Regions from separate parts of the Homo sapiens genome. Here region 1 is linked to region 2. A link is a loop called in an ENCODE intact Hi-C map of the cell type or tissue named here. Cell type or tissue: CD14-positive monocyte. All regions are shown on one strand. Links, peaks and the distances in the headings refer to the core of each region. The heading gives the core; the rest is flanking DNA.

Region 1 (2,912 bases), core at 96-2,595, 50 kb before region 2:
GTCCCTGAGCCTGGGAAGTTGAGGCTGCAGTGAACGGTGATTGTACCACTGCACTCCAGCCTGGGCAACAGAAAAAGACCCTGTCTCAAAAAAAAAAAAAAAAAAAAAAGAGTGCCAACCCTGGAGTGAGAGTGGTCGGGGCAAATCCCATCTTCTCCCAACAACCAGTAAGCCGTGGGGCAAACTTCTTAACCTCTCCAAGCCTCAGTTTCCTCAGCCATGAAATGGGGATGACGATAGTATTATTTTCATACAGACTTTGTGAAGATCAAAAGATAATGATCCATGGCAAAGAGTTCTCTCAGCACAGTGCCTGGAGCACAGTGCCGTGCGTAATCAGCATGTGCTGCTGCTATTATGATTGCCACAGAGCTGCTACAACCAGGGTAAACTAGTTTTCTTACAAGAAAAATGGAATAAAAAAGTTGTTGGTGCTTTTCTATGTTTGGGAAAGCATATCTGTTTTCTCTGGGGCTGAATGAATATATGCATCGTTTTGAATTTCCCACAGTAAAAAAAGCATCATTTTGCTTTTGTCTTTGGTGGAGCATGCTTCCTTCCGACGTCAACTCACTCTTCCCTCTATTGGTGAGAAAGTCTCAGTCTCAGTCTTAGTTTCACAACTAAAACACTCTCTGCGCTAACAAGCTCAGGCGTAGGATGGAAAAAATGAACTTACATTTCATTACTTTTTCTTTTTTTTTCTTTGGACAGGGTCACGCTCTGTCACCCAGGCTGGAGTGCGGTGGCACCATCATAGCTCACTGCAGCCTCAAACTTCTGGGTTCAAGCAATCCTCCTGTGTCAGCCTCCAGAGTAGCTGGGACCACACAGGTGGGTGCCATCATGCCTGATTAATTCTTTTTTTTTTTTTTTTTTTGAGACAGTCTCGCTCTTTTGCTCAGGCTGGAGTGCAGTGGCATGATCTCGGCTCACTGCAACCTCCGCCTCTGGGTTCAAGCGATTCTCCTGCCTCAGCCTCCTGAGTAGCTGGGATTACAGGTGCCCACCACCATGCCTGGCTGATTTTTGTATTTTTAGTAGAGATGGGGTTTCACCATGTTGGTTAGGCTGGTCTTGAACTCCTGACCTTGTGATTCACCCACCTTGGCCTCCCAAAGTGCTGGGATTACAATCGTGAGCCACTGCGCCTGGCCTTGACTAATTCTTTTAATTTTTAGTAGAGATAAGGTCTCGCTATGTTGCCCAGGTTGGTCTTAAACTCCTGGGCTCAAGCAGTCCTCCTGCACTGGCCTCCCAAAGTGCTAGGATTATAGGCATGAGCCACCACACCTAGCCTACATCTCGTTACTTTTGTTTTCCTTAGGAAGTCAACTGTATTTGGATTATAGCTGAATTAGGAATTCTCAATCTGCAAGCATTCAGGGGCCAACATACTTTTCTTACCATCTGTCAAATGGGCACCGTTAGCTTCAATCATTCATAGGAGTGGGGAACTACAGGCTCCTGGTAGGATTTATTTGGCTGTCAGTTGATAGTCCTCTGACCACTGCTCCAACGGTTTCAAGACAAACCTCCCCTCTCTCCTTCCCCACGTGGATTTCTGTGGCTATCTCACTGAGAGACCTGATCCTGAAGAGTTTTACATTCCTGGCTATTTTAAGCCTCACTAACTGTTCAAATGAGGTCGCCACATGGCATGCAGCTGTGGGAAGCAGCTGCTGTGGTTTGATTTCTAGTCAGTATGTCTTGACATTTCTTATCAAGTGATTTCTAAAATTCCTTGGGTTTTTTTTTTTTCAGGTAATAACCAAGAACTTTTTTTTTTCTTGGGATATAATAAGGTGTGACATCAGAGTTGTGCATCTGATAACCTGCTCCTCGCTGGGGACAGTTCCAGAACCCTGCTAGACTTGATCTTAGCCAAAAGGCCGAGAAGCGATCAGAACCCTGCTAGAAAGGAACATTTATTTCAACTTTCAGGACCCAACTCTCTCTGCCCCAGAAATATCAGTTCTGGGGCCGAGAGACACTGCAGCGGCCCTCCCTGCAGTTTCTAATTGGAGCCCATCCTGGAGTCTCAGATGCCACAGAAGAAAGTAGAGAGAACTGGGCAGCTTGCTGGGCTCCCTGGCGCTACCTTCAGTGACAATAGCTAACATGGAGGAGAGGCAGGGTCACTCAGCCCGAGGAGAAACTGGACCTCCCAACTCCCCACCTACCTGCCCTTCTCGCTAGGTCATTCAGCTATTTGTCTCCTAGTTCACCCTCATACACCTGTTTGCCACGATGGTTTTGCCTTTAGGCTTTTGCACACGCTATTCCCCACCTGGAAGACTCTTGGTCTCTTTTCCAGATCAACTTCTATTTGTCATTTTTTCCTCAATATTGGCATCACTTTTAGGAGCCTTTCCGATCTTCCAAGAAAGGTTTAACTGCCCCTTTGACGTATATCCCCTATTAATGTACTTAACACATTGCATTGTAATCCCGTCTACTCATCTGGTTCCCCCACCAGATTGTAAACCCTGGGCAGGGTCTGGGTTCTGTTCACTGTTTTATCCCCACTTCTGGCTCAGCACATAATAGCTCCTCTGTAAATATCAGCTCTATATTGTTTCGAACTCAACAAGAACTCCCTCTCTTCCTTTCCCTCCAATATATTTCTTAGATTACATCAAATTATTTGCCCTTCAATAGCCTCTAAGTCTTCTATTTTAACGTATCAAATATCTATTCAAATAAAGTCCTTTGTCAGTTATGAGTTTGAAAAAATCTTCAAGTGTGCATATATGTATGAAAATGTGGCACTACAGACTCCTAGATGGTGTCTGTGCCTAAGATTAATACCTAAATACAAAGTGAACATCTTACCCGGATAACTGAAAGGAGCTAGAGACTCTTTATCTAGATCTTGGTACTTCCTCTTCATAAAGCCTTCTTTTTTTTTT
Region 2 (2,922 bases), core at 283-2,782:
CTTGCTCTGTCAGTCTGTACCACAGCTGCCACTCTATTTCTCTCTTGATTTGGATCTGCTACCTTTGACTCTCATGTCTTCTTCTTTCCTGTTTTATTACCTTACTTTGCTGGAATATATCCTCAGGAAACTTCACAGGAAAGGGTGTGTGTGAAAGGCTCTGACTGTGCTGTTTTTCTTCTTTTTTTTTTTTGAGGGAAGGTTTTGGTCTGTTACCGAGGCTGGAGTGCAGTGGTGTGATCACCGCACACTGCAGCCTCGAACTCCTGGGCTCAAGCAATCCTCCCACCTCAGCCTCCTGAGTAGATGGGATGACAGGCATGTGCCACCACTTTCGGCTAATTTATTTATTTTTTATTTTTTAGAGACAGGGCCTTCTTATATTCCCCAGGCTGGTCTTGAACTCCTGGCCTCAAGCCATCCTTCCACCTCAGTCTCCTAAAGTGCTGGGATTACAAGTGTGAGCCACTGTGCCCGGTCTCTGACCATATTTTATCCCTTGTTTATTTTTTATTATTATTTTTTGAGACGGAGTCTCGCTCTTTCACCCAGGCTGGAGTGCAGTGGCGCAATCTCGACTCACTGCAGGCTCCGCCCCCCAGGGTTCACGCCATTCTCCTGCCTCAGCCTCCTGCGTAGCTGGGACTACAGGCGCCCGCCACCTCGCCCGGCTAATTTTTTGTATTTTTACTAGAGACAGGGTTTCACCGTGTTAGCCAGGATGGTCTCGATCTCCTGACCTCGTGATCCGTCCGCCTCAGCCTCCCAAAGTGCTGGGATTACAGGTGTGAGCCACTGCGCCCGGCCCCCTTGTTTATTTTTAACTTTATACCTGACTGATACTTTGGCTGGGAATAGAATTATAGGTGGACAATACTTATCTCTCCGTACTTTACAGAAGCTTGTCTTTTAGCATCTAGTATAAGTGAAGAGAATTCACATACATGTGCACAGTTGTATCACTACTAGCAAAGACTATCCAGATTGATGCACCCAAGATGAAATTTTGTAAAGCTAGCTAATTTAAATTAAGTGGGTTAGTCTGAATTATAGTATGTTGAGTAAAGAAATTCTGTTTTCTTTCTTTCAAATGTAAATAGCGTCTCCACAAATTCTTCTCCAAATCAGGCTAATTGTCTTTCTGCAAGTCTTCTTTTCCTAATCATTTTCTTAGTAAACTTCTTATTCACAGCATTTAATTCTCCTTCATGCTGCTCATCACCATTGTACTTGCTTTCAATTATTCATTTGAAAATTCAGTGTGGTAAGAAATAGTATCTTGCTTATTGCTGTATCTTTGGCACCTAACTTATGTAGAAAGAGAGCCTGGCACTTCTGAGTGTGGGCTCACTATACAGATTGAGAAAACAAAAGTAAAGGTACACGAGGTGCAGCTGAAGCCCTCTCAAAGTCAAGAAGCATATCCCTGGTGAGCTGTGTAGGCTCCCTAGTCCTAACATCTAAAACAGTGGTTTGCAGGGATCATGAGCTTTGAAGTCAGAAAAACTGGGTTTGAATCTGTCTGTGCTCGCCACTTGCTAGCTGTATGACCCTGGACAAGTCATTTATATGCTCTGAACTCTGGGTTCTTCATATGTAAAATGAGGATAAATATGTCTACCTTGTAATACAGTGACTTTGAAGGATAAATAAGACAGTTTATGTAAAGTTACTGACATAATCGTGGGAGCTGATGGGAAGTATCGGAAGTATTATTGTTATTAATAAAAGCAATGAAATGTTGATATACAGAAATCAAACCTAAAGCACTAATTTTGATGAAAGAATCCCAAATTTATGTACTGTTTCACATAATACTAAGCATGATAAAAAACATTCTAGAGTAAAACTCAAATTATTAGCAGGTATTTAAATAAAGCTACTTTTGGCCCAGCCAAACGTTCTTCCTACTTTCTGTAGCTCCAATCCGAGGACCTTTGATTTACCTTGTCTGTATATAGCTCAATCCATTAAAAAATCATTAGGCAGCAGCCTCAGGCTACAAAGCCTTACATTTGATTTCTTTTGCATCCTTTAATTTACTGATGAAAATTTTGAAAGAGTAAAATTGAAATTAGTGAGGCTTTATTGAAAGTTCATTACATCCACAATAAATTTTGCTTGGTTAAATAAAATTTTCCATGTGGTGTGATTATATAGTACAAGGAAAGAGATTTTCTGGGGTGACTTATGGATACCCACCTTATTATCTTAGTCCTATCAGATGCATAGTGAGTTCTCTATCTGCTCCTTTTTCCACTTTATGCAGCGAATCCCATGGACTTCACCCCCCATTCCCTCTGGGGTGTGTTTCTCCTAACTTTGTTTTCACTCCATTATGTTTCAATGGCTCCTGCTTCTTCTCTTTGGAGTTTGCCTGGATCCTGCCCATCAGAGAGATGACTGCTAGATTGATGGGTCAGAAATACATCCATCATACAGACTCCAGAATTACCAAGATGATTCTTTGCTCAACTACCTGTAGTGGCAATCAACCTGCCGGGGATAGCATTCCATGGCAACAGAAAAGAAAACATGGGCTTTTAAAAGGTAGGTTCCTAGTATGCTTGTTGTTGAGGGAGAATCTTTTTGTTTTGGTGTGTGTCAATCAATGCCCTCATCTAAGAGATGTGACAACAGTGAAGATGCAAAACCACAGGAACCTCAAAACCACTAAAAGCTGTATATTTGACTCCTTTTTACCTATTAAAGGGAATCCATTAGTAGACTTCAAGAACAAAATCAGAGTAAAATTAGTTCACTCTTAGGTAGATCAGGGGTGAGTCAGGAGAAGAAAGAGGAAGCATGTCAAAATATCTACTATCCCAAAGAACTTTGGAGAACTTGCCAGCTTGCTACTCTGCCCCACTTGCTATTTAGGTTCTAAGCACTATGACTGATGGCAAGTTTGTAAACTACAAG

The links. A loop is a pair of places that touch in the nucleus more often than their neighbours do. Peaks named below come from ENCODE experiments on the same cell type or tissue, not always from the same donor. Only the 100,000 strongest peaks of a DNase experiment are listed, where the experiment ranks them.
Region 1: a loop joins it to region 2, with 2.3 times the contacts of the local background. A loop is called at or near these places in 5 of 110 quality-filtered maps.

Annotation. Positions count from the first base shown.
Region 1 is chr17:32,523,704-32,526,615 of GRCh38, forward strand. All of the region lies in intron 21 of MYO1D (myosin ID), which reads right to left. Among named protein-coding and RNA genes, the nearest start is that of CDK5R1, 38 kb to the left of the region's middle. In CD14-positive monocyte, for the core only: no CTCF peak of the experiment used is centred there; no DNase peak of the experiment used is centred there.
Region 2 is chr17:32,573,345-32,576,266 of GRCh38, forward strand. All of the region lies in intron 21 of MYO1D (myosin ID), which reads right to left. Among named protein-coding and RNA genes, the nearest start is that of CDK5R1, 88 kb to the left of the region's middle. In CD14-positive monocyte, for the core only: no CTCF peak of the experiment used is centred there; no DNase peak of the experiment used is centred there.